Linked DNA regions of Mus musculus: region 1 is linked to region 2. The links are chromatin loops, found by intact Hi-C in ENCODE. Cell type or tissue: heart. All regions are shown on one strand.

What was found. A loop is a pair of places that touch in the nucleus more often than their neighbours do. Peaks named below come from ENCODE experiments on the same cell type or tissue, not always from the same donor. Only the 100,000 strongest peaks of a DNase experiment are listed, where the experiment ranks them.
Region 1: it touches region 2 in a loop (9-fold over the local background); 11 of 42 quality-filtered maps call a loop at or near these places.

Annotation. Positions count from the first base shown.
Region 1 is chr1:163,067,776-163,072,775 of GRCm38, reverse strand. It overlaps Mroh9 (maestro heat-like repeat family member 9), which reads left to right. Exons shown (of 22, transcript NM_030071.1): 7 at 754-858. Among named protein-coding and RNA genes, the nearest start is that of Gm22671, 15 kb to the right of the region's middle. In heart, a CTCF peak has its summit at 2,073 (motif pointing right); no DNase peak of the experiment used is centred here.
Region 2 is chr1:162,811,377-162,816,376 of GRCm38, reverse strand. It overlaps Fmo4 (flavin containing monooxygenase 4), which reads left to right and starts at 3,828. Exons shown (of 9, transcript NM_144878.1): 1 at 3,828-3,848. In heart, a CTCF peak has its summit at 2,320 (motif pointing left); a DNase peak (open chromatin) is centred at 2,436.

The DNA.
Region 1 (5,000 bases), 260 kb before region 2:
GTGTCCTGAAGTCATCCTGTCCATCAAGTGGACAATGGGAGAAGTGTCCTGAAGTCATTTCACAGATTTTTGAGGCAAGCTAGGTCCTCAGAGACATGGTTTCTGGAGAGGTACTCAAAGGACCACAGTGTTAGCTCATCTGCAGCACGTGGACACTCTGCTGAGAACGCCAGCAATCCACACTTCTACTGTCCTGGCTGTGACTCAAGCAGGTCCAGGTGTAGCTCCCCCCATGACTTGGAAGGTGTAAGCTAGAAATCAGCAGTTTCCTCTATCATGGTGGCAGTTCTATGGGTACGCAGGCCTCACGGTGCTATCTCCAGAATATATAAAACAAGAGGCAGAATAATTCTTGGGTAAGTTGACATTTCTGAATCAGATACAATTTTAGTTCTCTCTTAAAGGCGAAATACAAATCCCATGCTTTTCAAAGTGAAAATATGAACTTAAACAAGAGGTAACATAACATCATCGTCTTATACAAAACATTTAATGATACCCAGAAGTTTATATTATAGTGAATATCAGTAACTGTTGAATGAATTTAATAAAACATAAATGTATAAGTATAACAGTAGAAGTTGTGCAGTCATTGAAAGGTTGGGGTTTGCTGCAATTTTAGATAAAATGAGATCAAGTATGGATTAATCAGTAGATAATGTTTCCTGCCTTGGTAAAGTTGGAAACTACATAGAGGAGCCTTTCAGAAGTGGAATTACTGTGGTTCTAAAACAGCTGCTGTGTTTCTAACAGGAAATGGCCACTTGGATGAGTGAGGACAGTCAGTACCAGCAAGAGCGAGCAATGATGGTTATCACCAGGGTATTAATCTTTGCATCCAAGAGGGTCAAGAAATATGTAAGTCACTGACTTCAGTAATGCTGCTGACTCAAGACTGTCTATCTAGAGAGCTGCCTGCCAGGTCTTAGATCTTGAGATTACTGAATCTGGCTTAGTACTAATGGACTGGGAGGTAGGGTTATATAAAAAGAGTCCACAGCCTCCATGGACATGAATCAATGAGAGCAGTGCTTTTTCCAGTGATTGACTGAACTGTATTCTATTTTACACACATCCAATGGGCATGTCAAAACACAGACTTTTACTGACTAAATAGACTCTCCTCTGCTAACCCAGTGTTATTTGTAATATCACAGATATTTCATTCTTACCTTATCTCCTGTCTTTTAAAATATTTTATATTTTGTTTTAAATGCATACAATTGTGAGGGCTCTCAGCAAATGCTATGGCTTACAGAGTAACAATCCTCATGGGGCAAAAAGACGACTCAGTGCACTCAACACGACTCAGTACCCAAGGTTGGTTCAAATTTCTGGAGTCTGACCCTGGGCAGTTTGTTGTAAGCATATTTAAGGCACACAATAATTTGGGAAAGAGGTTTCCTGTGCAATACGTAGGGATGCCTGGATAATCTGTACCGGGTTGCCCTCTGTGCATGAGAGGCACGACTACATTGAAACTCTTCTCAAAGTGTGTATCACTTCCTCCTGCTTTGAATACATCATTGCTCTCCTTCTCAGAAACCTTACACTGTAAACATTTCCCTCCCATGGATGCTTACATCAAGAGTTGCTTTTCCAATTAATCCTCCAAGTAACTTTCAAGTGTGCCCCACTAACCATTCATTGAATTACTTAAATGAGGCTTAACATTAAGAATAGTTCATCTCTAATATATTTTCTCTGCAACTCCTAATATCTGCCAATCACCCAGCAATTATTTGATGCCAACCACTTATCTGCTCTCTGTCTAATCATGCACTTCTCTCTGAATATGTTGGTATAGTTCACTAAGTCACACCCAGGGAGCAGGTCAGACATTTGGAGTTTTGTCTTACATGTCCAGTCCCTTTTCTCCTCTTACTGTAGCCTAGGACATGTTTCTTTGTCCACAGGACACTTCAGGTGTGAAAAACATAATCTCATACATTCAGGGGTGAATCCAAAGTCACACATTGTTAATTTCAACACGTTGAGAAAATCCACATAGTTCTATTTACCAACTAATAATACCTAGCTAGCACTGCAGTGGTTTGCAGTGGTTACTCAGGCCACAAGGTGGCAGACCATTAGCACTTTTCAGAGCTTTGCTAGCTCTGGAGCTGCTTATCTTGATCATGAGGGCATAAACTTCATTAAGTCAGCCTTGTTTTAAAAATAATATCACAGAAAAATGATTAAGTCAGTAAAAAAAAATAAATCATATTATATGTATATAACTACATGATCCAAACTACTGATAATAAATTAAATCTCAGGCTTCCTACAGGTCTGCTACGTCTATCTCAGTATCTAACACAAAGAATATTAGTTCTGCCCTCTGATTACATTTTAAGAAAACTACACAGATCCTTGTCTCCGTCATTCCGAGTTTCAGAAGCTCTTGGACTGTTAATGAACCTTCTCTGTTACTAAAATACTTTTTTAAATGGCGATTCCCCTCACATGATGATGTAGAGACTATCCTACACTCCACAAATAACTACTCATTCAATTAAATGGAGCATATTTCTGCATACAGAAACATGTCTTCCTAGATCAGCTAGGATTGTTATATTGTGCCATTGATAGAAACATTGCTCCTGTCTTTGCTCCTTTGGCACATTGAAAGGTGAATGCATTGCTACCACCCTCCTAAAAGAACAAAAAAGAGAGAGCAGAAGATAAGACACCAGTGTGCAAAATGGCCAATGAGAAGAACAGGTCCCCTTGGAGTTCAAATGGAGCAGAGACTGCTCAGGCAATGATCAGTCAGAAAAAAGTCAAAGAAAGAAATTGGGCTAGGTCTTGTGGATTTTTTATTTATTGATGTCTAACACATTGTCCCGTTCTGGATATTGTCCATGAACTACATAACAAATTTAATATTAGCAGTTTGAGACAACAGATATATTTATCCAGCAGTTTCTGTTATCAAGGGTCTGAGTATAAAAACTAGACACCCGTGGTTGGTAATGTTCTCATGGGATTGAAGCTCAGCTCTCAGCTTAAAGGCTGATTGAAGTTAAAGGGAACCCAAAGTTCAGCTCACTGAGTTTGTCCTTTGTGGGCCTCTGTCTCTCCTGATTCAGTCCTCTCTATAAAGCTACCATCATGGATTTTTATCTCTCTGGAGCCATAAGCTGGCATAAACTTCTCTTTCTTAAAAATGGGATGAGGGTTTTGAGTTCCTGCTGGCAAACTGCCCTCGTTTACCTTCCTTCTTGCCAGTGCCCTCACAAGATGGCAGTATGCTCTTTAGTCCACTGTGCGTATACACAGAAATACGGTAATTGATGAAGGGGTTTCCCTGCTGAACTTCTCAACGGCAGACTAAATAGAAAGTGATGAATGACCAATACACCAAAACCACCTATCTAGGCTAATAGCCCCTCATCTTAGTAGCAAGGAATATCTTACCAGCTCTGCAAGACAAAGGTTGATGAAACAGTTTATCCTTTAAAAAACTATTCACAGTGTAATAAAGGATATTCATGTCTTCACCAAAAAAATACATCTCCGTTTATCTCTCTACCTACTTCTGTAGTTGCATTGAGTCAAGTCAGATATGTTATTCAAGACAAAAGTCTAAATATTCAATTAAAACTTCAAGTCTCTGAAGAAAGAAATTAAAGAAGATCTCAGAAGATGGAAAGATCTCCCATGCTCATGGATTGGCAGGATCAACATTGTAAAAATGGCTATCTTGCCAAAAGCAATCTACAGATTCAATGCAATCCCCATCAAAATTCCAACTCAATTCTTCAACAAATTAGAAAGAGCAATTTGCAAATTCATCTGGAATAACAAAAAACCTAGTATAGCAAAAACTCTTCTCAAGGATAAAAGAACCTCTGGTGGAATCACCATGCCTGACCTAAAGCTTTACTACAGAGCAATTGTGATAAAAACTGCATGGTACTGGTATAGAGACAGACAAGTAGACCAATGGAATAGAATTGAAGACCCAGAAATGAACCCACACACCTATGGTCACTTGATCTTTGACAAGGGAGCTAAAACCATCCAGTGGAAGAAAGACAGCATTTTCAACAATTGGTGCTGGCACAACTAGTTGTTATCATGTAGAAGAATGCGAATCGATCCATACTTATCTCCTTGTACTAAGGTCAAATCTAAGTGGATGAAGGAACTTCACATAAAACCAGAGACACTGAAACTTATAGAGGAGAAAGTGGGGAAAAGCCTTGAAGATATGGGCACAGAGGAAAAATTCCTGAACAGAACAGCATGGCTTGTGCTGTAAGATCGAGAATTGACAAATGGGACCTAATGAAACTCCAAAGTTTCTGCAAGGCAAAAGACACCATCAATAAGACAAAAAGACCACCAACAGATTGGGAAAGGATCTTTACCTATCCTAAATCAGATAGGGGACTAATATCCAACATATATAAAGAACTCAAGAAGGTGGACTTCAGAAAATCAAATAACCCCATTAAAAAATGGGGCTCAGAACTGAACAAAGAATTCTCACCTGAGGAATACCGAATGGCAGAGAAGCACCTGAAAAAATGTTCAACATCCTTAATCATCAGGGAAATGCAAATCAAAACAACCCTGAGATTCCACCTCACACCAGTCAGAATGTCTAAGATCAAAAATTCAGGTGACAGCAGATGCTGTCAAGGATGTGGAGAAAGAGGAACACTCCTCCATTGTTGGTGGGATTGCAGGCTTGTACTCTGCAAATCAGTCTGGCAGTTCCTCAGAAAATTGGACATAGTACTACCGGAGGATCCAACAATACCTCTCCTGGGCATATATCCAGAAGATGTCCCAACCGATAAGAAGGACACATGCTCCACTATGTTCATAGCAGCCTTATTTATAATAGCCAGAAGCTGGAAAGAACCCAGATGCCCCTCAACAGAGGAATGGATACAGAAAATGTGGTACATCTACACAATGGAGTACTACTCAGCTATTAAAAAGAATGAATTTATGAAATTCCTAGCCAAATGGATGGACCTGGAGGG
Region 2 (5,000 bases):
TTGAACCTGGTGAGGTAATACAGTTTCCCCAAGGGTGTTGTTTCCCTTAGAAACTAATAGTGGGCTTTGTGTGTTTGCTTTCTTGCTTGTTTGCTTGCTTGCTTGCTTGCTTGCTTGCTTTGTTTTGTTTTTGCCTCTGAGTCTCAGTCATCTCTGGACCCTCCCTCAGCTCAGTCCACAGAGCACAATAGTGGATAAATTCCTTTGCTCCCAGTGGATTCTACTCTACACTTCCCACGTTACTGGTTTAACTAACAACCCCCTTGTGTCATTCCAAAGACAGAGCACCGCAGAAATCTGACCACCGAGACCTTCATTTAGTGGCCTAGCAATTCAAGTGTTCTTCTTGGTGACAGCCATTTGTTCCTGGTTAGAAGCCATCTGTGCCTCCTTCTCAACTCAAGAGACTCCACAGTTACCTTTGCCCACTTGCTTCCACACTCCCTGTTCAACATAACTCTGTGATATACTGTTTTTAGAAAGAACCAAGGACAGGAGGGGACACGTGACTGAAGAACGAACACCAAGAAAAGTCTTGCGCTCAGCCATTTGTCTAATACAAAATCCTTTGATGTGAGTTTTTTCCTCTTATGCCTTTCTGCTTTCTTTGTGCTTTATGAGCCAGGCAGGGTCTTGCTATGTAGCTGTGTCTGGCTTGGTACTAGCCATGTAATCCAAACTGGTCTCAAATGCACTGCAATTCTTTAACTTCAGACTACTGAGCACAGGCGTGCGGGTTAATGAACATAGGAATTTTTTTCTTATGCAAATAGTACATCTTAGAGTGTTTTACTAGCCTTCTTTGGGTCCAAAGATGAGTCAGGATCAAAGTTCAAACCCTGCTTTGCTGCCTCTAAGGTTCAGTCTCCTCTTACCAGAGCTCACTCTAAACTAATAAACTTGCAAATGAACTCAGCTGAAATGGAAGAGGTACAGGTTTGAAAATACACAGTGAGCGAGGTATGGAGACCCCCGACCTCACGGGAGGCTGAACAGCAGTAGGTTTGGAAAAGAACGCCCTGAGATATCCATTACTGCCACCAGTGGAGTCTGGGAGGTCTGAGGACTCAGACCTTCTCCCTGCTCCATTTTCTCAGCCATCCCACTTTGTTTCTGTTCCTGGTGCTTCTGGACTGATTGTGAGGCAAGTTGCAAAGCTACAGGGACAGACTCCCTGAGCCCACCTAGTTAATGATGCACCAGTAAACCTGAGCAGAAGGAGAAAGCCTCGGTGACAGGGTCACAGGACACCTCAGTCCTTCAGCTCAGCACATGCCCACGGTGGCTCAAGCATCAGAAGTGCTTGCGGCCGTGGGCAGACTCTGTCTCTCAGAGTGGTGCAGAACTCAGCAGTGAGGAAACTCCTGCTAGGCTCCTCTGGCTGGGCCTGTGGGCACAATGCACACATGCTCTCCTGGTTCCCCAAGGCAAATAAATAACACTGTGTTAAGTGGTGCATACACACAGAAATCACACAGATAATTTTGCCTGCAACCCAGGGATGGTGGTATATGATAGTATCTCAGCTCTGGGGAAGTTGGCATAAAAGGATGGCAAATCTGAAAAGCACAAAAGAGTCATAGAGCACATAGAAAATCCCTGTCTCAGAAAGAAGGAAGAAAAGGGCCTGCGAGAGATTAGGCTCTTTATCCTAAATGACAGCATTTAGCTAAGCTGAGCAGAGCACTGGGCTTCTCCATCAGATCTCATCTGACTGTATTCATGTTGCCTTCCTGACTCCTCCAGGTGTTTGCATGTCTGACTTCCGGTTCAGAAAATGGTCAGTGGTAACGAACTTCCCTCAGCAACAACAAATCGACATGGGCCACCGTCACTATGGTGGCTTCCAAGCATTGAGAGAAAATACATACAAGCCCTGGCTTTTTGTTATTAACTACTGCTACTGCTTCCTCAGTTGTTCTTCCTGTGACAAAGCATTGGAAAACACCAAGTACATGTGGTAGTCTCTCTCTCTCTCTCTCTCTCTCTCTCTCTCTCTTGCTCTCTCTCGCTCTCTCCCTCTCTCTCCCTCTCTCCCCCGCTCTCCCTCTCACTCACTCTTATGTTGGTTTAAGAGGCGAATCATCAATCCAGTCATTAAAACCTATTATCATCCACATATAGGCAATAGTTCTTAGCCATCGAACTAAAACGGAAGCCATTATTTTGGAATGTGTAGGAATGTGGGGGAAGTTGGCACAGAGTAGTGGATGGATATGATCATATTTGACTGGATACATATAAAAAATCTCCAAGAAAAAATAATATGACGGAGAATGAAATCAGGGTGTCACTAAGAAGGATGAAAGTTTGGCGCCCTCTAAAGGCACCCAGCCTTCTGATGCCTTTACCTCTTGTCCATTGGAGGGTGTGGGAAAGGGGCAGGACTCCCGTTGTTTCTAATCTGAAAGCTGAATTCTAAATCGTCACTCCGCCCTCCCCCGCACCCCGAGATTGTGGAATTCACATTAATACAACTCCCTGTTGTCCATAGCCTGGCAGAAGAAGCCACCGGTTTTTGTGTTAAACTGAGAGTTTGACCAAAGTCAGCAAAGTGAGCACTGTTTCCACTTCAGGACAAGGCTCTGAGACTGAAACTTCTTCCTTGTGTTCTATAAAACAAACTCCACCTTTGACCTCTCACCTTTGGCTTCTCACCTGATCAGTGCTTGCAAGGTAAGTGCCCTGGATTTTTTCCCCCTTCAAGAGGAAACTTCCCTAGAAACTGCTCTTGGGAAGGTGAACAGAAAGTGTGTTTTTGCGGAAGGCATGTGATTAGCTTCTGAAGCCCGTTGACTAAGGTAAGAGCAATAGGGTTAAAGGAGATAGAAAGCGGAACAAAGTTGGAGCAGACTATCCAAAGGAAAGACCCCCGTGTCGGTCACACACAGTTGTCCAGCGGGTCCCACTCTGATCTTAGAATGATACAAAACCACAGCTCCGTGGTGATAAGGTGGATTAATTAGTACATCACCAAATGGCAACCTCCCAGAAATCCTAGCTGTGTCGTTCCATATGTTGGAAGAGTTTACTGACTGATAAGGTTTGAGGTGGGGTTTGGTTGTTGTACAAAGGTCCAAGTTCAGAAACTCTGGTCTCCTTTCTAGCCAGAGGGCAATGCAGTATTTCTCACATTTTAGCGTTCCTTAGAATTGACAGAGGTAGCACCTTTCTTAGGCCTTCAAGTTTTAATTCAGAGCTGGATTTTGCTTGACTGTTTGTTGAATTGGGGGAGGGGGTTGTTTTCATTGTTGTCTGAGGGTTTTGCAGCTTTTTCCCCCCTTTCTTTTTTGTGGATTTGTTTTTATTTTATGAGTTATTTGGTCTCAGATGAAAAACTTTCAAACTTGAGTTGGGGGGGGGGCACTTTAAGGTGTTTTCAGGAATTTTGGCCAAGGTGACATACCTGGCTAGAGGCAGAAACAGGAGTAGGTTCAGTTCTCTCTGTTTTCATCTTGCTTATAACCTTCTCTTACTAACATAAACCACATTTTCAAATTGCTATCACCATCAGAGGATCATGGTACTTAAAGACTAATATTGAAGTGTACAGATGTGTTTCTATTGCCAGCATTACTAATCCTGAAACCAATGGTAGAGTCCAGTACTCCATAGTCTACTCTAGAATAGGCTCAATAGTGAATGAATTCCTTTGCTGTCAGTCTATCCCACTAACGTACTTTCCACTTTATCAGTTTAACTAACTCCTGTGTCGTTTCAAAGACAGGGCATGACGGAGATCTGACAACTTCTGACCTTCATCCAGAAATTCAAGAGTTCTTCACGGTGAAGGCCATTTGTCCCTGGTTAAACACCACCCCATATTCACAACTCAAGGGAACTCACAGGTATGTTTGCCATGTTGTCTAGAGGAACTGTCCCTCTTAGGAACAGAGGGTGGAAGGATGAACAGTGAGTCTTTTGTTCTGGGTCCTTTTATGTAAGTATATTGTTTACACAGTCCATTAACACAGGTAGCTTTCATATTTTACCAGTGGTACACCTGAGAGTGTTTTGGTTGGGTTGTTGTTGTTATGTTGATGTTTTGTTGGGTATTTTGTAGTAGGTCTAATAACTTCTCAATAACTGTTGTAGTCACTGTTGCTGTGAAGAGACAACATGTTCAAGCTGACTCTTATGAGAAACATTTAGTTTAGTTGAAGTTCATTATTCTTAATAAGTTCCATTATTATCATGGTAGGAAGCATGGTAATAGACAGGCAGTAGATTGGAGCTACTTCCTGATCCACAAACAGAGAGACTCTGGGCTCAGCATGAGTTTTTGAAAACTCAAAGCCCACCTCCAGTGACATTCTTCCTTCAATAAGGCCTTATCTTTCTTTTTTTTTAAATATTTTTAAAATATTTTTTACTATGTATTTTCCTCAATTACATTTCCAATGCTATCCCAAAAGTCCCCCATACCCTCCCCCCCCCCTCCCCTACCCACCCATTCCCACTTTTTGGCCCTGGCGTTCCCCTGTACTGGGGCATATATATAAAGTTTGCGTGTCCAATGGGCCTCTCTTTCCAGTGATGGCTGACTAGGCCATCTTTTGATACATATGCAGCTAGAGTCAAGAGCTCCAGGGTACTGGTTAGTTCATAATGTTGTTGCATCTACAGGGTTGCAGATCTCTTTAGCTCCTTGGATACTTTCTCTAGCTCCTCCATTGGGGGCCCTGTGATCCATGCCATATCCAGGGATCCATCCCATAATCAGCCTCCAAACGATGACACCATTGCATACACTAGCAAGTGTTTGCTGAAAGGACCCTGATATAGCTGTCTCTTGTGAGACTAGGCCGGGGCCTAGCAAACACAGAAGTGGATGCTCACAGTCAGCTATTGGATAGGCCTTATCTTTCTAATCTTTTCAAATAGTTCCACTCCCTGGCAACTAAACACATATGAACCTGTGGGTCCATTCTCATTCAGTAGGAAAGTTTGAAGTGTCCAGTCTCCTTCTCCCAAATGAACTCAGCTGGAATGGAAGCGGT